Linked DNA regions of Mus musculus: regions 1 and 3 are each linked to region 2. Evidence: chromatin loops called from intact Hi-C (ENCODE). Cell type or tissue: left cerebral cortex. All regions are shown on one strand.

The links. Hi-C counts contacts between places; a loop is a spot of excess contacts. Peaks named below come from ENCODE experiments on the same cell type or tissue, not always from the same donor. Only the 100,000 strongest peaks of a DNase experiment are listed, where the experiment ranks them.
Region 1: a loop joins it to region 2, with 6 times the contacts of the local background. A loop is called at or near these places in 15 of 42 quality-filtered maps.
Region 3: it touches region 2 in a loop (2.7-fold over the local background); 2 of 42 quality-filtered maps call a loop at or near these places.

Annotation. Positions count from the first base shown.
Region 1 is chr6:8,823,038-8,831,037 of GRCm38, forward strand. No RefSeq gene overlaps it. Among named protein-coding and RNA genes, the nearest start is that of Gm38765, 21 kb to the left of the region's middle. In left cerebral cortex, no CTCF peak of the experiment used is centred here; no DNase peak of the experiment used is centred here.
Region 2 is chr6:8,271,434-8,279,433 of GRCm38, forward strand. All of the region lies in intron 2 of Umad1 (UMAP1-MVP12 associated (UMA) domain containing 1), which reads left to right. Among named protein-coding and RNA genes, the nearest start is that of Umad1, 16 kb to the left of the region's middle. In left cerebral cortex, CTCF peaks have their summits at 3,213 (motif pointing left), 3,876 and 7,172 (motif pointing left); DNase peaks (open chromatin) are centred at 3,223 and 3,872; H3K27ac peaks cover 934 bases.
Region 3 is chr6:8,636,172-8,644,171 of GRCm38, forward strand. It overlaps Ica1 (islet cell autoantigen 1), which reads right to left. Exons shown (of 14, transcript NM_010492.3): 13 at 7,802-8,000. Among named protein-coding and RNA genes, the nearest start is that of Gm35621, 17 kb to the left of the region's middle. In left cerebral cortex, no CTCF peak of the experiment used is centred here; DNase peaks (open chromatin) are centred at 2,173, 2,808, 3,421 and 4,975; H3K27ac peaks cover 2,305 bases.

The sequences.
Region 1 (8,000 bases), 550 kb after region 2:
ACCTGGGAGGTGAGAGACTCCCAGGACTCAAAGGGAGGGAGGGACCTTGGATGAAATGCCCTACAGTGGGAAGAGGGAACTTGTAGAGCCCACCACCAGCAGAAAGTGAGGGATGGGGTTGCCAACCCACAGTCAAAAACTCTGACCCATAATTGTTCCTGTCTGAAAGAACAGCAGGGACAACAATGGAGAAGAGCCTGAGGAAAGGGAGGTCCAGTGACAGGTGGGTTCCAGCTCAAGGGGAGGTCCCAAGGCCTGACACTATTACTGAGGCTATGGAGCACTCACAAAAAGGGGCCTATCATGACTGCCCTCTGAAAGACCCAACCAGCACCTTCAGATGCAGATGTTTACTTCAGAGTCAGATGCAGATATTTACACCCAACCAATGGACAGAAGCTGCTGACCCCTGTGGTTGAATTAGGGAAAAGCTGGAAGAAACTAAGGAGAAGAGCAACCCTGTACGAGGACCAGCGGTCTCAATTAACCTGGACCCCAGAGATCTCTCAGACACTGGGCCACCAACCAGGCAAGTACACTAGCTGATATGAGACCCTTAACACATATACAGCAGAGGACTGCTGGGTCTGGACTCATTCAGAGAAGATGTACCTAACCCTCAAGAGATTGAAGGCCCCAGGGAGTGCGGAGGTCTGGTGGGGTGGAGGTTGGGGGAGGGGACATCCTTGTGGAGATGGAGGAGAGGGGACAGAGGAGGAGGTATGGGATGTGGAACAGTTAGAGGGTGGACCAGTTAGAGGGTGGAACAGTTAGAGGGGATAAAATCTGGACTGTAAAAAAAGATTTAATAAAATTTTAAAAAGTTTAAATACATAAATGATCATAAAATATAAACAACAATTCTATATATCAATTGAGAATTATCTGAAAAAATACCTCACTTATAATAGCTACAAAATGAAAACTTAATAAAAAAGCAAGACAATACAATAAAAGCTATAAAATATTTTCAAAAGATACTGAAAATGAAATTAACAATGAAAATATATTCCTTACTCATGAGTTGAAAAATGAATATTATTAGACTGTCCACATATCACAAAGTATACAGATTCTAGGCACTCTCTATCAAAATAAAAAGGATATTCTTCATAGAGATTGGAAACAAATCATTTTCCTCCCAAGAAACAACCTTGACTAATGAGGGCAATCTTGAACAACAACAGCAACAAAAACCAATAAGGTAGTGCACAATTACATAAACTGACTTCAAAATATACCACAAAGCTACTGGTCACAACAGCACAGTATTGGTATCAAAGTGTAGGGATAAACCAATAGGTCACATTTCAGACTTCATTCATCAGGGATATATGGGAATTTAGGGGAAAAGAGGGGCAGGAATAGAGTCATCACATGATCCTGCAATCCTAGCATGAAGTGCAAAGCTAAAGGAAGTGGGAGTGCTTGGAAGGAATAAGGAATGTCTGTGCTCCCAGTTAAATTGCAGCCCTATGCAAAATAACCAAAACAACTCAGAAATGGAAATGAGTTCTCTCTTAACTGGTGAGTAGATATACTGGGAGACATAAACACAAAGGAATAGTCCAGTCATGAAAAGATGGAACTGTTCCTTGTAGTGATGCCCAGTTGTGGAGAACATTATGCTAAATGATAAGGCAGGCATGGAGTTAGACTGTGTGAACTTACTCAAACATGCAATCTAGAAACACTAATCTTCAGGAGACTAGGAAGTTAAATGGGGGTTACAAGAAGCTTAGGATTATAAAGAGGAAGGGAGAAAACTGGTTGTTATGTACTAAGATGGGAGAAACTTCTAGTTTGCTGTTATGCCTAGTATGACTGCAGATGGTTTGTATATCTTGGAAAAACTAGGACAAAGCATTTTGAATATATTGTCATAACATAATGTAGGACAGAGATGGGTTTATTCAGATTTGAATATTTTTACAAGGTACACACGTAAAGAAATATGATGTGGTACTCAATAATATACGCTTTAATAGGCAACTTAAAATACTTTTAATAGGCTTCAAGTCACTCTTGAATCTGGTAAGGTCAGGGATGTGGGACCAATGAGCTGAAGTTGGTGAGGTAATAGGAAATGTACAGCGAGCTGTTGGTAACGTAACATGCATTTCATACTGGCCTATGCTCTTCCATAGATGCTAGTCTAGTTAAATCACACGAGCACCCCACATAGAAGATGGTGTAGCTCGGTTTTACTGGGAAGAATATATGGGTTCTACGAATCAGGCAATTGCCCAGTATTATGCAGCACCAACGTGGTAGTACCTGAACTCGTACTAGCTTATTGGTAGTGGTCTTGAGACACTGGCTCTGTTCGGATTTCAGTACTGTTTTGTTGAAATACGATAGAATTTGCAAGTTGCTGGATGAGGTCAAGTTTGAGAAGGCTGCAAGGAGCAATGAAGTTACATGAAGACTTTAGGGAAACATGTTGACTAAAAGCACTGAAGTGATGCAAGGACATGGTTTCCAGGGCAGCTTATTCCATTGGTGCATTTGTGACTTATTTATTCAAAATTGATTTGGCATTTTCTACACGCCATGAACTCAGGATTCTCTGACTTGGTGTGGGCTCAGAAGACTTTCTGGTGCTGTGTTCTGTTTTCTTTGGCTCTCCAACATGAAACCTGTTTATGTGTTGATGCTGGTGCCTGCTTACTTAAGTCTAGATGGTAATTTGCCTCTACATCTGTAGCCAGGGGCTTTCCAGTTAGTCAGAGAGGTGGAAATGAGGAGAGGGAAGAGCTCAAGGAAGGGACTTGTCTCCACGTCTGCAGATAAAACCACCCAAGCACATTTTCCTGAGGCTGTGATGGTTTGCAAAGCTGTCTTTCATTTGGTATCTTGTGACTTTGAAAACCAGTGGCCACAGTGAAAAAATAAGCTACTGGGTGGCCTGGGGATACCAGGTGCTGGGCATCCATTTCTCTGTTTGCTTTCCTTGCTAGACACATTTGCTTAATGCAAGAGATGGCATATAATAATTAAGCCGAACTAAAAGTTAACTGGTTACCTAGGAAAAGAAGAGAGACTAGAGGAAATTGCCTAAGAGTGTGATAACATCAAAGTGCTACAATGTAATTTTTTGTAAGACCTTTGTGGTAACACCAAAGTGCTACAATGTACTTTTTGTAAGTCCTTTGTGGTGTCATCTTTAGTGGACATGAAAAGTCACGGTATGTAGATCCCACAGAAATTTTCTAGGAAGGCTAAGACTGGTACAGCCAAGAAAGCAATGCTTCTTCAAATGTCACATGGAATGGCTCCCTCTGGGATATTGTTAAGAGGCAGGTTCTGAGTCAGCAGGTCTGGAGCTGGCTTGAGAAGACATTGTCCCAAAGCTCTCAAATCAGGTCCATGTCTGTGGGGCATGAACTTTGTCACTTTATGTGACAAAGATGTAAAACTGAGGATGTTACTCCTTAGTTCTGGGGATTCACAAGATATTCAGTTATAAATCCACACACATGCATGCACACATGCACATATTTCTGGTGTGTTCATCCCAGGATTCTGGGCATATCACCAAATCACCTTTATTTCTTCTTTCCGGCACTAAATACAAACAAAGAAACACACACACACACACACACACACACACCCCCCAAAACCAAAACCATTTACAGTCATCATTACACGGCACTGGTTAAAGATTTCCCCCAGATACTATGCCTTTCTGCTCAAACTTATGTAATCGACCATCCTACTGTCAATTAAGATCATGAACATAAGAAACCATTCACTAATTAGATTGCAGGCCCAAAACACTAACCAAGCTCTGGTTGCAATTTAATATGGAAGCCTCATGTGGCCCATCCTGGGTCTCCTTTCCCTGCAAGCTGGCCTTTCATTAGCTTTCTCTATTTTCCCTTTTTGGATTCTTTTATTTAAAGTAGATCTTCTTCTTTCTTGTGCTGCTTTGGGAATTTTTGTCATTTCCTTCCCTGAGCACTTCCTTCCTGCTGTTTCTCATTGTTTGGTAAAAGGGCCGTTCCAATTGGACACTAGCTTTTCTTGATTTGGATCCCAGGAGTCTGGCTTCACCCTCGCCATATTGTGCACACCCTGTGTGTCCCACGCTAATACTTGCTCTTCCCTCTGCTTTCTCTTCTGGTTCCTAAGAAACGCAATGATGTGTTTTCCTCTGGAAAACTCTGGAAGGATAGGTGGATCTTTCCTGAGAGCAGTTATTCAACCATGTTGGCTCCCTGGATTTTATGCGCTGAAGTTAGAAATCAAATCCAGGATCTCAAAAGTGCAGCATCTGGGTCTCCACATGAGACTGTGAGAATCCCCTAGACTGTGGGTCATGGCCCCCAAATGACTGTTGGAAAACACAGACATTTATATAACAATTCATAAAAGTAGCACAATTTACAGTTCTGAAGTAGCCATGAAAATAATTTTATGTTTGGGGTTCACTAGAACAGGAGGAATTGTATTAAAGAGCTGTAGCATTAGGGAGGTTGAGAACCCCTGCTCTACAAAGTGTGATGGTGGGAAGCTATGAACAAGTCAGTCGTCATCCTTCAGTGCTCTCTTCAGAGGTGGCCTTTCTCTCTTTCTCGAACGGGTCAGAGGATTTGAAAGTTATAGGCGATAATCTCAAAAAATTTCTTTGACATTTATTTATGTTACCTGGTTTTGCTTCCCTTTAAAAATTACTTGGTATCTCTTATATATAGCCGTTACTATAATAACCAATGTGTATCTCCTATTTTACACGTGAAAAGAAAAAAAAAAAAAAAAGACGTGCCAAAGTTAAGTAAAGACTGCTAGACATGAGGACAGTTAGGAAGGTTGCTTTTGAATACCGCCGCTGGCTGAGGGGCTGTTTTCAACTGATGATTACCGAGGGAGTGAGAGTCAGTATTTTGGGTGATGCAGTTTGTGATAGGTTACCAACGCTATAGTGAGTATTTGCAATACTTATATATACTCTGGCAACCTTAAAGGACTCAGGGGGAGGGAAAAATGTTGTAGCAATAAGGGAGGATTTGAACCGGAGGGAGGTGGGAGAGGGTAGAGTCGACCAAAGCACGTCATATACATGTGTAAAATTGATTCTGGCCATTTAAAAACTTTAAGTTTTAGATAGTTATATTACGTTTAGACTTGTGTCAGGAGAGAACCAACAAGAGGAAGGGCACTGTAGAGAAAAGCTGTTCATCATGTATGACAGTCAAGAAGCAGGCAAAGAGAGACGGGGTTCAGGAATGAGCCATGCCTGTAGAGGGTGGTTCTGAAGCTCTGACTGGGAATGTGGGTGTGAATCCTGAAGGTCCTGTTTTCCAATTGGTCCTTGATCAATCAACAAAGATGCTAGCAGCCAGTGGTTGGGCAAAAGAGGTGGGACTTCTATTTTCCTCCGCAGGCAGGCTGTCAGACATAGGAGAAAAGAGTCGCCATGCTTCTGAGGGAGAAAGAGCCACCAGCCAAGTGAGATCTAAGGTGGGGTGGACATTGACTGGTTCCCTGACTGGACCTGGGGCAGCAGGCAGGAGATTAGAAACGCAACTAAGGTGAGGGCAGATTTAGGGTGCTGAGCTAGGACTAAAGATAACTGAGCAACTAAAGGTGAGGGAAAATTTAGAGATGTTGAGCTGGGAGCGAAGAGAAGGGCACGTTTGCAGAGAGAGGCTTAGAAGAGCCCAGCCACTGAGCTAAAGCGTATTAAAAATAAGTTTTGTGTGTGTGTGTGTGTGTGTGTGTGTGTGTGTGTGTGTGTGTGTGTGTGTGTGGTATCCGTGGATCCGGGAACCGGTCTGCCTGGAGCTTACAGTAGGTAGTAGGAACTTTATGTTGCCATTGCCCTTCAAGGGCAATGAAGGATCTATTTTATCCACATTAGACAGACTTCCTAGTAGCCCATTCAGTAGGATTTGTCAATAATGATTGGCTTATTGGTAAAGTTAGTCCTTATGATCAATCAGCTGAGTTTATGGTTTTTTGTTGTTTTTTTTTTTTTTTTTTTTTTTATGGGATTTCTGTATGTGTGAGTGTGTGATTGTGCATGTTTCTTGTATTTTCCCCCCTTTGGCTCCCTTTTCCCTGTTTATTTTGTACCATTCCATTGATTTTTGTTGTTGCCTGTTTGTTATCTAATGAGAGAGAGAGAGAGGGAGGGAGAGAGAAAATGATTTAGATTTGAATGAGTCTTGGAGTAGTTAAGGGACAGAAAATCATGATCAGAATACACTATATGAAACTAATCTATATCTAATAAAAGGTAAAATTATAAATAATAGAAAAATCACTTTTGGAAGTTTTGCCATGAAATTTATGAATTCAAAGATGGGCACAAGTACATTTATTCTCTATGGTTTTTCTTTTGCTTGGCTGTGAGGTGTTTTTAGCTCCCCCACCCCACAATGTAAAAGTTGAACTGTGGAGTAAACCCACTTACAATAACATTGAGACTAGCAAAACAGCAGTGCATTAAAATATGCAAGTATACAATGTGAAGTTTAGAGGAGTGTTTCTCATCTCTGCCCACCCATTAGACTCTCGTGGGAAGCTTTTAAATGTCTGACGACTCCAGCATACCCAGGCCAATTAAATCTAAATCTCTGGAGTAGGATTCAAGCATGAAGGTCCAAGGCTGTGGTTGAAATCTCTCAGGGTTTATGTGATAAATGACCTACTTTAAACCACCTCTTTAAAAAGAGATCAAAGGAGCTACCAGGAAAAGATTCAATCTGGGTAAGATGTGCAAGATTTTCTATTAAAGAAAAAAAGAGAATGTTCATGAAACTTACATCACATACTCTTTGCAGATCACAGCAATTATCTCAGATGCTTTTTATTGAGGCTCCATGATTGATGACCCATCATGAAAACCCCATGTCTTCACCTGGCTCCTATCTGTCAGTTTTATATTTCTACTCTACACTCCACTGAAAACATGAAGTCAGATCGATACAGTTATGTTAATGGCTGTAATATGCATCTCATTTGCAAAGGAATAGCAGTACATGATTTCCTAAGTTCCGAATTCCTCAACTCATTGACCAGCAATGTGTCATGACAACACTGAATGTCTGAGTGGCCCACTGGCGGCATCTTACAGATAAAAAGCAGCAACACAGGCAGGAATCTAGACAGTGACAGCACTGAGCAAACTTAAATGATCTTTAATGCTGTTTGTAGGTCCACTTGGTATTCCAACTCAGACGATGACCTCTAGGAGAAAAGCCAACCAACCTTGTGCTTTGCATCATCTTGACTCACAACTCCTTGTCACTTTGAATATTGAGCAGAGTTCTCCTATCAAATAAAACAAAAGCAAAAGCACACGGCCATAAAAAAAAAGTCACAATACTAGAATCACACAATTTCACCCAAACAAGGCAGCAGCAAATGCCTCCTTGGCAGGCTCTTCCTCTGTGTTCCGGGTGCATGTGGGTCTCTGTTTTCTCCTTGTCCTTGGTGTTTGGGTCCCAACATTTGCCATGCACAGTTCATTTGGGGTTTTCATAGTGCAGGACTCAATGTTTCCACGTGGTGAACAACTTCCAGGATGTATCTCTATGGGGAATAGAAAGGTATTAGACATTTTGTTGCAGAGACTTGAGTGTAAGTCCTGAAGGTGGGAAGGACAGAGAGAATCAAATTCTTGTTGGAATACTTAAGTGAGCTCACTGATACAAGAGACCTGTTGGAGATAATATGAACTTGTGTAAATGGAGGACACCTTCCTGGCCTATAACAGAAATGAATGAAAGGTTAGGGACAGAGTACAACAGGTCATCTTTTTAAGTAATAGAGAAACTAGAAACCAATCTCAGGTATGCCTGCCCATTCAATGAGCAACTCATCTGAGATTTCACAAGGATAAACTGCATTCAGGGACCACTGCATCATTGTCACCTATATAAAAAAAAAAAGTTTTAAATAGACTTTGATGAACAAGTTTTTTGTGAAGGTCTTCTTGCCAATGCATATAGCAGAATTTTTAAAAAGGCCAATGGGCAAACACTAACACTTGA
Region 2 (8,000 bases):
ACCAGCTGTTCTGCCTTTTCTATCCCCACTCTAATGGTATGTTTTCTCAGAAGCTGACATGCTGTGTTTTGAGCAAGTTTTCCCAGGACCGTGTTGGACTGAGCATGATTGATGTTGTCCCAGGACCGTATGTCTAGAAGTTTGACACTTATGAAGAGGAATCAATTCTGTATAATCCTAGAAAAACAATAAAATGTGTAGTGTAGTTGATCTGACCGTATACTTTGTTCAAATGACCCAGCGGCTATCAGCCTAGGCCTCCATGTTCCTCAGGAGCTGTCAGCTGATTCTGTCTGATTAACTGCGGTTGGTTTTAAATGTAAAGTTTCCATTTCAATAATTTTATTGAAGGAAAAACAACAACAAAAATCTTTGTATACCTGGTGTTCTATGGGCTTTGTAAGGCCTCTTGAGGTTCGGTGCAGTCAGTCAGTGTGGCGTCTGCCCTCGTTTCTCTTTTCATCTGTCACATCGTCTCACGTCTAACTCAGAGGCACTGCACAGGCTTACAGTTAAGTAGCGATCCGAATGCTGACTTCACAGGCAGAGCAGGGTTGACACCCTACTAGGTTTTCCAGTTTTAAGAAGTTGTTTAACAGTCCCAGGTGTTAGTATGGAACTGAATTAATTAATGCACAGAAAATACTTAGAGTATTCTGTAAGTAATGTGGTACTATCACCGTGTACAGAGCACTAATGTTCCAGGTTCTTTGCCGTGCATGAAGCAACTTTGGACTTAACCTGGGCAATCCGGTGCCAGAGCCTATCTTTTTAGCATCTGTACTGTTGCAGTTCTGAAATACTACACTGTCAGCATTTCATTTTTCAAGCTGTTTGTTTAGTTGATATAGAAGAAGAAGCATATGAAGTTGTGACGCACTGTTGACAATATGGCGACTGTAAATAATAATAAAATCCCACACATGTCAGCGAGCTGGAAGAAAGGGTTTCAGTGTTTTCACTGTGTCCTCAGTTTTAACCTAAGCCGTTAGTGATGGTGCAAGGGTCCAGGATTCAATGAAGAATGATATCCCAGACTCAAATAGTATATAAAGGCAAAGAGTAATTTATCCTGCAGAAATCTACCATGCTGGGGTCTCTCAATCCAAGATGGAGACCACAAAGTGAGGGATTTAAAGCACATTAGGGAAATTCTGGAGTAGGTGACCTTTATCTTGCTCCATCTCTAGGGACATTCCAGAACTGAGTGGGGGCTGGAAACTGCTGCTGGGGAAGTCTGGAAACTGCTGCTGACCCACTGTCCTTGCCTCAGGTCAGGTGGTGGGCAGCTTCTGGTAGCTGGGCAGTTTCTGACTAGCTGCCTGAAGCCTGGGTTCTTTTTTTCTAGTAACTGACTTGCCTGGGCTTTCCTGGACTTGCCACGTTCTTAGGCATAGTCTCCTTGACTGCCAATTTGAAGCCTGTTGTGGAACCAGCCCAGCCTTCTCAATAGTTTAAGGCAAAAAGAAAAAGCCATACATAGCAGCCTTATTTATAATAGCCAGAAGCTGGAAAGAACCCAGATGCCCCTCAACAGAGGAATGGATACAGAAAATGTGGTACATTTACACAACGGAGTACTACTTAGCTATTAAAAAAAATGGATTTATGAAATTCCTAGGCAAATGGTTGGACCTGGAGGGCATTGTCCTGAATGAGGTAACCCAATCACAAAAGAACTCACATGATATGTACTCACTGATAAGTGGATATTAGCCCAGAAACTTAGGATACCCAAGATATAAGATACAATTTGTGAAACACATGAAACTCAAGAGGAGTGAAGACCAAAATGTAGACACTTTGCCCCTTCTTAGAATTGGGAACAAAACACCCATGGAAGGAGTTACAAAGTTTGGAGCTGAGACAAAAGGATGGACCATCTAGAGACTGCCATATCCAGGGATCCATCCCATAATCAGCCTCCAAACGCTGACACCATTGCATACACTAGCAAGATTTTGCTAAAAGGACCCTGATATAGCTGTCTCTTGTGAGACTATGCCGGGGCCTAGCAAACACAGAAGTGGATGCTCACAGTCAGCTATTGGATGGATCACAGGGCCCCCAGTGGAGGAGCTAGAGAAAGTATCCAAGGAGCTAAAGGGATCTGCAACCCTATAGGTGGAACAACATTATGAACTAACCAGTACCCCGGAGCTCTTGACTCTAGCTGCATATATATCAAAAGATGGCCTGGAAAGAGAGGCCCATTGGACTTGCAATCTTTGTATGCCCCAGTACAGGGGAACGCCAGGGCCAAAAAGTGGAAGTGGGTGGGTAGGGGAGTGGGGGGGTATGGGGGACTTTTGGGATAGCATTGGAAATGTAAATGAGGAAAATACCTAATAAAAATATTTTAAAAAAAGAAAAAGCCAAAAAACAGAAACAACAACAACAACAAAAAAAACCCCTGAGAACATTAAATTGTGTACTTTACCTTTTAAACATGAATGTACTTTCTTTTAAATAAAGGAGAATTTGGCATTTTATCACTGTTTATTAAGTTTGGATCCTAATTTGGCTACCTCACTGTTTATTCTCCGATATTTTAAATAACTAAAATATTTTTAAATTATTATATAGAACTAACCTCCTGGAAGTTGAAGGCTCATAGTAGTATTGTTTTTGTAGTAAAATATCATTAGCATTCACAGACTTAATCGACTTAACTGATAAAAATTCTAACCATTACTAGGAATTATTGTATTACCATTAAAATTTATAAAGACAAACTTTAAAATTTTTTTTATTGTGGTAAACTACCTGTTTTGTCATGTCACTCTATAGCAGTCTCTTTATGTAATATTTACTTTAATCTCAGGGCATACCATATGAAAATACTTTGAAAAGATAAGTTCAGTGGTATATTTTTTCATAGTTTTATTGTTAACAGGGTACCATATTCACATATTTTGGAATATGTACTAGTTACTTTTCTGCTGTGAGAAAATACTACAGCCAAAAGCAACTTGTAAGAGAGAGTTTATTTGGGCTCATATTTCCAGAGGACTAGATGTCCATAACAGCAGGGAAGGAAGGTACGGTATCCTGAGGCCAGGTCAGGAGGCTGAGGGATCAGAGCAGGAAGCAAGGAGAGAGAACTGGAAGACGGCTGAAGCTGTGAAGCTGGCCCGGCAAGACTCCCTCCAGCAAAGCTCCAGGTCCATAACTTCCATAACTTCCCCAAGCAGTGCCACCTACTGGGGATCAGTGAACCTGCAGGTAAACTTTCACTAAAAACGGCCAATAGATATTCACCTAAGATTTTTAAATTAGTATCTGAACCAGAAACATTATAGGAGCAAAAAATGATTGGTTTTGTTTTCTTATCCTCTGGCTTCTCAGTGAGAAAGTCTATGACTGAGAAACAATCCCCTGCCAGTATGGACTGTTTAGAATTGGTTACAGTATCTCCTTAGAGCCTCTATGACCAGTTTCTAAAGAGGCCACAGTCAGTTACACTGTTAAATCTGAAAATGGTGCCCCTTTCCTTTCCTTTTCCACCTGAGAATACCTTCTCCTTTCGGCTAGTACTTCTATTTAATGGTCACTTGAAATTTCAGGTCCAGGACAGCCAAGGCACTTTACTTGATAACAGGAGTATTTAGAGTAGTCACGTACAACTAAATTAGTTCATGTTTATGGAAAGCTTTTTTCTTTACTAGGACTTCTGAAGCTTTTGCTCTCTTTAGATTGTAGAGCATGTAGACTAAGCATAAAGTGAGGGGTGGGGTTAGTAGAAAAACATGCTTTCCCTTGTGTACCCAGAATTCACAGCAGAAGGCTAGAGCTCATTCAGTAATGAAGTTGAAGTAATCCTCCAGGTACTCCATCTACACAAAAACAAATTGCAGTTTCCCTTTGCATCACTGGGTGGCGATTTTTCACAGTCTTGAGCTACTGTTTAAAAAGCTAGCAAGCAAGGCACTGTTTGTAATTACCAAGGCCTTCTTCTGTTATGACACATTTAATTGTGCTTTTAACACATTATCTTTAAGTTGATTACAAATTTACTAGTGTAATGTGCAACCTTGTAGTTATTTTAAATTAGGAAAGGGTTTTGCAGGGTTGGCAGATAATTCTATCCAATACCAAGACAAAGGCATGCATTAGCTTATTATGTTAAAGCAAAAATAGAATATAAAATGAAAAGAAGTAATGTAGATTATTGTTCTTGCTCCAGTAATATTGTTGACCAGATATTGAGTATAATTTTAGAGGAGTGAGAATGAAATTGGGCAAGTAAACTATCACAGAGACAAAAAGAATTGTATGACAGTACGGCTGAACCCATTTCGTTCTTCAGTATATGCAGGCACTTAAAGTAGGACACAATAACTCTAAGCTTCTTTTAAATTAAAACTAATTTAGTAATTCATAGTAGTTTGGATTTCATCTTTAAGTATTTGATATTGAAGTGCATATCTTAGTTTCCCCCTTTCTTGGAGCTTAAGTATGAAATTAGATTTTATCAGTCGTCTTAAAGACTCTTTCCTATTATATTCCTGATTCTGGGAATTAAAGCATGCACATATATTTCAGTAAGCCTATTTTATTTTTATTTAGGACTTTTAAAAGGTTTTTTTCCCATCTCTGTTTTTCTCTTTCTTTCTTTCTTTCTTTCTTCCTTTCTTTTTTTTTTAATGAAGGCTTAGCTGTGTACAATGAAAATGTACATTCCACAGAATGGGAAATAGTAAGTAACTTTCATTCTGTGTGGAGCCAAAGGCTTTAATTGTGACAGCAAAACTAAATAGGTTTTCATAATGTGCTTCCTGTTTTAACTCCTGTCCTTACAGAACAAATGCACAGATCTTTAAAAAGTATTCATGGATTTAAAAAGTAATTTGTTCTTGACCTTGTATAGTTATAACCAGAAAAACTCAAATATATTTAATTTATCATAGTGATCTCTATTTTTACTCTTGACCTTTAAGTTCCAAGGCAAATGTTAGAGGCTTTTTCATTTAACTTCATTAGGTAATGAAAGTTCTTATTCTCCCAGCTGTGTGTAAGGGATGGAATTTTCACAGTATTTGTTCCTTAATTCTGCTCTAGCTCATCAAGGTGTTCTCCCTATGTGTCAGAACTCTGACATCCTTCTAAACAACATGCAGTATTGTAGGGATGGCAGTGTTCAAGAGTTGCTGAAATCATTCTTTCCTAAGGTGCTGGTGGGAGAACAAAGCATTCTTAGGTGATAACGCAGAACAAGATAAGGCCTACTTAGGGCCGTTGAAAAGTTGCTGCTTGGCTAGAGAGAGTATATCAGGGTCACTGAGGAAAAACCGGTCTGGGAAGGTAGTTTGTGATAGGCTGAGACATTAGAATTTTATCCCTCATGCTGTAAGGAACTTTTAGTGCATTTTAAAGCATCCGTGACTTAATTTTTTTAAATTCAATTTTAGTAATAGCTTTTAAAAAAGAAGTTAACTTCTATCATTCTCTGTAGACCAAGAACTATTCAAAATTATACACAGTATTATGACTTGAATATATTTCTGTATTTAGTATATGTCACATTACGGTGATACATAAGCCGGCAAAACAATAGTCACACAACATAGGGGTGCATGTTGTGTAGCAAATATCTGGAGTTGAACATTTTCCTGTCCTTTCGTTTTAATATGATACAAGGCAGAAAACACTAGTTGTATTCATTTTCCTTTCTTCCTTTTCTTTTCTAGCTCTGTGGCTATTTTCCATTTAGGTGTGGGGTTATTCTGTTTGCAGATTCTAGGAGAATTTTATTTTATTTTATTTTATTATTATTATTATTATTTTTTTTTTTTTTTTGTTAAAACCCAGTTGGGCTAGCCATGATGCCACATGGCTTTAATCCTACCACTGGGGAGGCAAAGGCAAGTGGGTCTCCTAAACAACCAGAGCTACATAGCAGAGATATTCTGTCTCAAGAAACAAGGAAATAATAAATAAATACCAAAATTAAAATCAAAGCGGAGCTGGTATGCACCTTTCTTCCTTGCTTGCTGGATTGTGGACTTGGTAAGTTGGGAGACGTCTGAGTGCTCTCTTGCCCATGAAGCCTAATTATGTTGTGAAGGTAACTGGAGAGTATGCCCTTTGGAGCTGGGTCCTTGAAGACTGTGGTCCTGTCAGATGGTCCTTTGATACTTCCCTTTGAGCATCCCTTACTAAAACATGAATATGTTTCCATTCTGTGTAAATCACTATTTTATTTTGTCATTTTCAGATGAACTAAACCTAAACTAATATAGGCACTTAACTGGAAACCATAGTAATTTGAGATTCTCTTCAAGTTCTGTCATTTAATGCTTTATTATTTCAATCAAGCTGTCATTTCAGTCTTATTTTTCTTCTCTATGAAATGTGGATAGTTTCATGATTGCCTCATTATCTTGCTGGGTAAAATGAAACTATGGGGGAAGTATCTGAACAAAAACTTTAATTTGTTCGCTAATTCTAATCAGTTTAGGGTTATCTTTAGTCATTTAGACAAAACTGGAAAGAAAGTTGTAGTAGCTTTACCAGTGCTTGGAATGTCACAGACTTAGTGATGGATAATGAACAGAAATCTATTGACTCGCTTAACTGGAAGCTAGAAAATGGGAGATCAAGGGCCTGGCATTTGATAAATGGCTTCTTGCTGTGTCATCTTGGTAGAAAGGCAGAGAGAAGGCAGCAAAATAGCAAGAAGACCTGAACTTAGCCTTATATAAGCAACCTAGACTCCTAATGCATTGGTGTTGCGATAATGACATTAATCCATTCTTGAGGGTAGAGACCTCCTGGTAAATCTCTTCTTGAAAATTCTGTCTTATAATACTGTGACACCATTCCATTTTAACATGAACTTGGGAGGGAACAAGTGTTTCCTGATTTTAGGCCGGACTGGAAGGCCTCCCTGCCTATAATATGATCACTGCCCAAACCCACTGAAAGTTGAAATGCTTAGAGTCTGTATTGAGCAGGGAAACATGACTAAAGAATTGAAAATTGTTGCCAGGCCCTGACAATCAGTTGGAAAGAAGTGTAGGTCATGACAAAGCACTTGCCTAAAAGGTATAAGGCCTGGGGGCTGGTGAGATGGCTCAGCAGTTAAGAATACTGGGTGCTCTTCCAGAGATCCTGAGTTCAATTCCCAACAACTATATGGTGGCTCACAACCATCTATAAGAGGATCTGGTGCCCTCTGCTGGCCTGCGGATGTATATGCATCAGAGCACTCATTAAATAAAATTTGGGGGCGGGGGGTGAGGGGGGAGGAAAGAGAGGGAGAGAGAGAATATGGCTTTTAGTGTGATCCCCGGCACTGAGACATACAACTGTTCTTTTCATCGGGAATGGTGTATACCTTGGTGGCATCTACACATCATGTTACTGATGGGCTTACTATGCTGCGTCAGTGGTTTACAGGAATCATTGTAAAGTGTTTTGGCTCTAAGTCAAAGGGTTAAGCTACAAACTTATGGGCTGACTTCCTTTTATTTCTGGAGCCTGCCATTTTCAGATACATAATGATACAAGCTGAAAATATGCTTGGCAACACCATAGGAAAACTGGAGGCCTTAAATGGTTTGGTGAAAGATTACTTGAAGAAATTGATAACTGTGACAATCAACTGTTTCAGCAGTTGATATTGTGTATCAGTCTGGGAAACCAAATGGAATGGTCTGGAAAGACCCACCCTGAAACTATATGCTAATTTTATGGGAAGAGAGTTTGTAACTAGGAGTCTCAGATTCCCAAATGTCTGCTGCCCTAAAAGTTACCAAGAACTATATTCTGGATGCTGGCTTGCTTTATAAGGCATCTGGGCTGTGTGTTCTCTTAGACAGCTCTCTCTTCTGGTTATCAGGTACTTGAGAACTCCGTTCTGAAAAGGAAGGGTGGTTTGGACTCACAGTTTCGGAAGGATCAGTCCATGCTAGGCTGGCAGCATGATCCTGTAGCTTCAGGTGTGTGCTTCAGGCAGTACATGACGGTAAGAACACATGTTGCAAGAAAAGCGCCTT
Region 3 (8,000 bases), 360 kb after region 2:
ATTTAGGATAGGTAAAGATCCTTTCCCAATCTGTTGGTGGTCTTTTTGTCTTATTGACGGTGTCTTTTGCCTTGCAGAAACTTTGGAGTTTCATTAGGTCCCATTTGTCGATTCTCGATCTTACAGCACAAGCCATTGCTGTTCTGTTCAGGAATTTTTCCCCTCAGGGGGAGTCTTGTGAGGACTGAGTTTCAAAGTCGATGCTGCTATTTGATAGTATAAACTCAACAAGACATTGCTTCTTGCTTCTGAACCATGCGTGATACCCATTTCCAAGCAGAGCCATCAAGAACACTGGATTAAAACACGTATTCAACTCACTGCATTTTTCAGAGTACAGAATGGTGTGTGCTCCACAGCACTCTAAAGTGGAGCTTGCCTCCTTTTCTGTAACCTGCCACTTGGAAACTTACAAAGGACTCTGTATATCAAGAAAAGTGCCAGAAATCAAAACTGCATTTTCTCTTTACTGGAAGATCTGTTTGAGTTACGGGTATGACTGTATGAAGAATGTGGACACATGCAGGCGAGTATAGATGCCACGGAGGCCAGAGGCATCAGGTCCCCCTTGGAACTGGAGTCACAGGTGGTTTTGAGCTGCTTAAGGTGGGGGCTGGGAACCGAGCTTAGGCCTTCTGCAAGAGCAATACTGTTCCTACTGGGGACTCCATCTCTTCAGCGTGATGAATTGTATTTTTCAAGCATATCATGCAAAGGGATGATGGAGCAAGATTTCTTTATAAAGGAAAATTGTATTTATTTTCTTTTTGGGGGTGCTGGGGATCACACCCCCCCCCCCCCAGCCTACAACTGTCATCCAGCTGAATGCGTCTGTATCTAGGGACTATTTGGTATAGCTTGGCTACTGAGAATCCACAAAAGAAGGCTTCCTCACCTCTGAGGACATACATGAAAGGAGAAAGAACTTGAGGCCATCTCTTCTTTGGAAGCTGAGATGGTGGGGTAGTAGAGTCTTCCTTGGCAGCTTAACAGACATATGGACATCCTGACTCCTCCCTTCCCATGCTATGCACAATTAACGGCTGACATGTAGAGTCTCATTCACTTCTTACTGTCCATCTACCAGCTTGAACATGGGTACAAGGGGATAAAATGGCACTGATGTGGTAGGTACCAGCTACTGAACAAATCCCTAAACTCAATGGCAATCCCAGCCTTCTCTGTATCTCTCTGGAAATTATTTAGAGGAAGGGTGCTATGAGAATAATTATGGGTGGAATGACAACCAGATTTCGAATGCCTTGCCTTCTGTCAGGAGACACTGCTATTGAGAAAGAACTGAGTGTTGCTAATATTCCAGTAATTGCCATCAACTGTTCCCTAGCCAGTGGTTGTTGGCAGCGGCATTCGCTAACACATAGGTGTGGCTAGAAAGATGTCTCCCTACATCAAGAGAAATTCTTTTAAGAGAGGAATAGTGAAGGGTGGAGGCAGGAGGGGCACCCCAAGCTCAAGAACAAACTGCTAGCTCTGGGCTCCTCTGACATGTCAATGTGCTACCCATTTGCAGAAAACGCACATAAAGTTTGCTAAAGCAGCCCTGCTCCCTTTGTGTACACATAGGGAAATTCCAAGGAGCCAGAACTAATACTGCCCAGCAAGAAGAGCAAGTAGAACCAAAACACATGGGCCAGAGAATGCTTTGCTGTGATTGTGTCTTACCACTTAAAGCACAGGGCCTAGGCAGAGTTGCTATCATCTCAGCCTGGGGGACCTGGGTGTACGTGTGTGTACGTGTGTGTGTGTGTGTGTGTGTCTATAAAAAACAAAGAAGGAACACAACAATGGTGGCCATGATTCCTCAGGTCCATTGAACACCTGCAAGGGATGCGTAAGATTCCTGTCTCACTGGGCTTCGGGACAAGTGAACTGGGATCTTGTGTGTAAAGCCAAGTGGTAGGGAAGCTGGAAAGCAGGCTCTCAGTAAAGCTCTCAGGTATGCTGTATACCCCAGTATACCCTAGGAGTAAACCCTGAAGTGTTATCTGAAGGTTCATGTCTTAGGCTTGCCACCCTTTCACCTGCTGTCACGCCATTTGTCAGCTGCTCTCACTCTTGCCTGCTATCCAGCCATTCATCCACCCACTCCCATCCACCCGTCCTTCAAACAAGTACATTTTAAACACCCACTGCATTCTAGGCATTGAGCTATGATCTGAAAATATGGCGAGCAACACAATTGTAGATCCCGTTTCTATGACAACCCAAGGAGGAGACAGAAATGAAATCAGTTTTCCCATAAGGTGAGGTAAGAGGGTGATTTAAGTACAGGGTGTGATGGAAGTGTGGAATAGAAAACAGCTAATGCAGCTTGCTGGGGTGTGGATGAACTGACAGCACTATGCGTGTGCTGTGGACAGCATGCTCTAAGCAGAACGTGCAAAGTCTTGCTGGTGGAAAGATCTGGGGGCACTACAGCTTAGCATGGCTAGAATCCAGTGGATGGATGAATATGATTCAGTGTATAGTGGCGTGTGTCTGTAATCCCAGCACTTGAGAGGCTGAGGCAGGAGGATGACTGAAAGTTTGAGGCTAGCTGTAGCTACCTAGTGAGTTCCAGGATAGCTCGGTTCATATTTCAACACCACCATCTAAAAAAAAAAAGAATACTGGTTCATTGGCATAGTTATGTCATTGAGTAGTGCAAAGCAAAGGTGTGGGAGTTGTGGGCAGCCATGAAACTAGGGTTAGGTACTAAAGGACCTTGTAAACCAAGCTGAGAATTTAGCTCTCACTACCGTGGTGGAAAGTGTGGGAACTTGGCAAAACACACGTCCTTCTGAGGTTCCTGGATTTCCTCACCTACAGAGTGGGTAGAGGAGTTGGTTGTGAAGGATCCTTCTGTGTACCAGAGGCATTGGAAACCTGCAGCTTCTAAGTTCTGCCTTGCAAATGTTGCTCAGGAGGCCTCCAAAGCTCTGCTGCAGGGAGGGGAGCTAGCATTCTTATTGGCACAAGCAAAGTGCTCTCTCTGTGCTCATACCATAAATACAGCTCTCTTTCCCTTGACACGTTGCCATCAGGGACTGGAAATGTCAGTTACCTGGCACCACGCTAACCCAGGAGTGGAAAGAGATGAGGTCAGCCTGAGGTTTGTTTGAGATAACCCAAACCTAAAACCCACCCAGATGGCAAGAACGTCTAAGAGCTGGGCAAAATGAACTAATACCCTGCAAGAACACAAGGCTCTGTGATTCTGTGAATCTGTAACAAGAGTTCTAGCTTTTGTGTGTAGAATCTTGAGCGGAAAGATCTCCTGGAGCACTTATTTTGAGCAGCTGGTAATCTTTCCTGTATCAGTCTACTTTTAAATGAAAGAATTTAATGTTGGGAAGGACATGGGCTATGAAGCTTCCAGCCTTCCTCAGTGTCTTCTTGCTGGGTGCTCTCTGACTGGCTCCCCCTACTCCTTTAGAAGCTCCAGGGATGCTTAATTTTTTTCATCATTCTCGGGTACAGGAAGTGCTAGCCACATATGCCAGTTAGTTTCTGTCAACTTAACACAGACTAGAGTCATCCAGGAAGAGGGCCCCTTAGAGCTGAGGAATTGCCACTGTAAGAGTCACTTGTGGGGCTGCCAATGGGGAAATTTTCTTGATTAGTGATTGATGTGAGAGGAACCAGCCCACTTTGGGTGATGCCACTCTAGGGCAGGTGGTCCTGGCTGTTCTAAGCAAGCCTTAGGGAGCAAGCCGAGGGAGCAGCATGCTATGGCTCTGCCTCCAGGTTCCTGCTGGAGTGCTTGCCATGACTCTCCTCAGTAATGGACTGGGAGGTGGACGTGTGCAATGAACTAAACCCTTCCATCCACAAGTGGCTTTTCATTATGGTCTTTTTCCCAACAGAAACCAAGCTAGCAGAATCCTCCCTCAGGCCAATATGTTCACAAACTCTGAGAAATCCCATTAATTCCACTGAATTTTAAAATGACTTGATCAGACCTGTAATTTTTGTTGTGAACTCCTACAGCTTTTACTAGGAAGGAAGGAAGGAAGGAAGGAAGGAAGGAAGGAAGGAAGGAAGGAAGACAGACTTCTTTCCTTTCTTTTTCTTTCTTAAAGATTTACTTATTTATTTTATGTATATGAGTACACTGTAGCTGTACAGATATGGTTGTGAGCCTTCATGTGGCTGTTGGGAATTGTATTTAGGATCTCCGGTCAACCCTGCTGGCTCAGGCACAAAGATTTATTTATTATTATAAATAAGTACACTGTAGCTGTCTTCAGACTCACCAGAAGACGGTGTCAGATCTCATTATGGGGGGTTGTGAGCCACCATGTGGTTGCTGGGATTTGAACTCAGGATCTTTGGAAGAGCACTCAGTGCTCTTACCCACTGAGCCATCTTGCCAGCCCCAGTAGGAGGACGCTCTTTCCCTTTTCTTTGTAGTCTCCCTGAAGGTGTCTCAGCCAGACAATGGTGCTTTCTTGTTCAAGAGTCATCTATAAAAACCCAATTTCAAATATTCTACTCTTTATGATCATTCTATTTTGTTAGACAAGAACCCTGTCTCTCTATACCACCATTCATCCTGTTGTCTGCACTGGTGTCTTCATTCCTGTGTGGACCCACAGCCAGGTTGATGACTATAAGCCTAAGCCCCGTTCACCAAGCAGCAGATGCCCGAGGGGTCTGTGGGATGCTACTTCTGCTATCAGACATTGCGCTGAAGGGTCACAGAAGTCACAGAAGTCCTAGTGGTAGGCATGAGCTCCTTAGTTCAAAGCTGCCTTTACCAAGAGTGTGACCTTAGGCCAGCAAACTGCTTGCCTCTTTGGTTTTCTCATCTCTAAAGTGTAGATGATAACAGTGCGTGCCTGGGAAGCAGCAGATTAAAAGGATAAGTTGACACAGGAAAAGAGAGACCACAGTGTTTGGCCCCAGCATGTGCTGTCTTGAACACGGGATGATGAAACCTTACAGTCTGCGGCTGCTAGATTCAGAGAATTACTAGATTTTACACCTTAGCCTCTCGGAGTTGGGAGCCAACCCACAGATAAAAGATTCTGCCGGGATAATAAGCCTAGACCAATGCCTCACTTGCTAAATATAAAGTAATAACTCAGAGAGCTGCATAGAGATTCACCACTACCACATGGTGGAGAAGAAGAGGGTAACGACAAAAGAAAGCTGGGCTCAACTCCCTGCCACCCAGAGCCAATGAGCCAATCTACCAACAAGTCTCACCTCCCCGTGTTGAGTTTAGCTTCTTAATTATTTCAGTCGTTACTGAATTTAGGTTTTGACACGATCTGGTTAACCCAAGGAATCCATTTTCATACAGTGTGGCCAGGGCTTAGCAGTCATTATTAAACTCTTATTTACATACAACTACTCAAGCATATTAGATGGATTTTCTATTCACCCATGAATGCAGTGAAAAAAAAATCTTAAGCTAACATTCATCCTTTTTTATTTGGGGGATGAGAGGAATTCTGACAGAAGCCTACAAAGTGCTCAGCCGCTACAAACAGCTGTCCTGTTATCTACCCTGAATCAGGGCAGCCCTGGACAGCATGAAAGCTGTTCCCAGTGAGATTCTGGAGCTGTGGGGGACAATGAGTAGGGTGGATTTAGTTTTCAACCACGCAGACATTTTTTTCCCCTTGATATTTCAAATCCTCTAAATGGCATTCTGTTGGGAGCCATTTGCATGCGAAGGAAACTCCATAATCACCGAGGAGCCTTAGCATTCGGCTCCCTAGAAGCCCAGAAGGAGAGGAGACTAACAACCCAAATGACATTAAAGAGGCAAAGCAGATCATGCACATATGGCCCAGTCTATACCGTGGTCTGGCTTTGTGGCCTTGGAGCATCTCTCCACTTCTTCATTCCACTCACTTTTGCTCAGTCGGCTCCAAGAAGTGCTCTTCCTGTAGACCTTGTTCCTGCTGTGTATGTTTTGACCTTATAGGGTCAATGCAGGTTGTCTCCTCTGCCCACGTAGCTGATTCTCATCCTCAGCAAGGCTTGCCATCCCACAACACTGGCTTCCCTAGCTCCATCGCCCCTGCCGGTCACAGATCACTCGCTAGCCAGCCGACTGTGTTTACCTTCTCATTACTTATTGTGTATCATTTCTTAGGTTTATTGCTCCCCATTTCCTCCCCATTATAAAATGGGTTCTGGGAACGCAGAGAGCTTTGCCTGCTCTGTTCACAGACACATTTCCAGTGCTTGTCACAAAGGGGGACTCCAGAAGATGCTTGCTAATGAGAGAGTACCTTGCTCACGCATAAGGACAGTAACAGCAAGTGAGATTGTTTGCCTGAGAAAGACACAGCCTCTCTTTGTGCAACCTCTTTCCCGGTGCAGGTCACACCTTGCATTTCTCTCTTCCTGTCAGGATACCTCCCTCCGCTTGTCCCGAATGTGGTTTGGTGCCTTCTTCTCAGACATGGTGCAAGGCTGATAGTGCAAAGCCCACAGTCACCATCTTGTTACAGCTCTTGGGTTCTCTCTGACCAGAGCTCTTCACACATTTGTCTGTCCAGGAAGAGGCTATGGGACCCTGCTTTCTCACTCTGGCAGGAACTGTCAGCCTCTACAGCTCCCTGTAGCAGTAGGGCACATGCAGTAGATCGAGGGGCTGGGGTGGGGGCGGGACTAGTAAGGATCATTCTGTGACACAGCTGGAGGGGCTACAGAACCTCACAGAGGTAGGACAAAGATTGGCCTCTGGAGTTTCCCACACCTGTTAGGTCCTCCCCTCCAAGAATGCTGGGCTAAACTGACAGGGCTGCCCACTTGGCTTCACCCAGTGAAGGAGAAGGCGAAGCCAGAAGTAGAAATACTGCACAGAAGCAGACTTCTAGCCTTCTCTGTATCCCTGCAATCTCCAATCTCATGACTGCTACCATGTGAGACGGCTGCAAAAACAGGATTTACAGAGAAAGTAAAAGAGAAAAAAAAAAAAAAAAAGGGAGGGGACTTTCATCTTGTCCCTCCAGGTCCCATATATATGATCTCATTTCCAAAGAGCTACGGTTGTAATAGCTCATAATTACTTAATCATTCCCCCTCTGCCAGTTGCCTTCCACTTTAAGTGCCAGGTAAACATGGTGTTTATTAAGGAGATAGCTTAAGTTCTTGGAAAAACCAAAACAACTTGAACCTGTCTTAGTAGTAGCCATTCCTATCTTGGTTTACGTAGCATGAGAGGAAGGAAAAAAAAATCACAATAGAAGAAAAATGATTTCCTTCTCAAGACCAGTTTAGAAAGCCCCAGGCTTCACCATTGAGCTTGTTTTTGAACTTTGAATCACTGGGTGGGGGTGGGGGTGGGGGTGGGGGTGGGCACACCAGCAACGCTCAGCCAGCATTGGCCTGACCCTGAGGCCTGGTACACCCTGAACCCTTGCGAATGAAGAATACTTTGGTCAGGGTGGAAACCCTCTTTGTTCTGAGGCCGTGACAGGGATTTACCTTGTATGCCGTAGTCAGAAGCATACAACTTAAATCCAAGTGAGACAGCAAGACCCACAACCTCCCCTCACTCTCCTAAGAATGTCCCGAGAGGGGGAAAATTATTAGAAAGAACTGATCTTGAGTCTGACACTACATCTTAAAGTTGGGGTGTGATCTGGAGATTTCAGCTAAAAAGTCACTGTAATAATAATAATAATAAAACAATGACAAATACACTAATAATAACATTAAAAGATACTGGTTATAAAGTAAAAATAGAGTATGCATACACAGGCAAAAATACTTCTGTATTAAAGGGGTGGGGGAATGAATGAACAATAAAAGTGTTTCTAGTCACTGTAGTACCTACCTTGCAGAGAGGCCTGGAGATCTTTCATATTTTGGTCTAAAAGCTGTGACGGAAGGAATCCGGAGCCTATCTGGGGCTTGGGGTCTGGCTCTCCTTGGGCCCCCATGGGTGCTGGCTCCTTTAGCTGGTCATCTCCAAACACTGCAGCCCACTCTCTGCTGAACTCTCCCTCATCCAGGCAGGAAGTGCTGAAGATCTC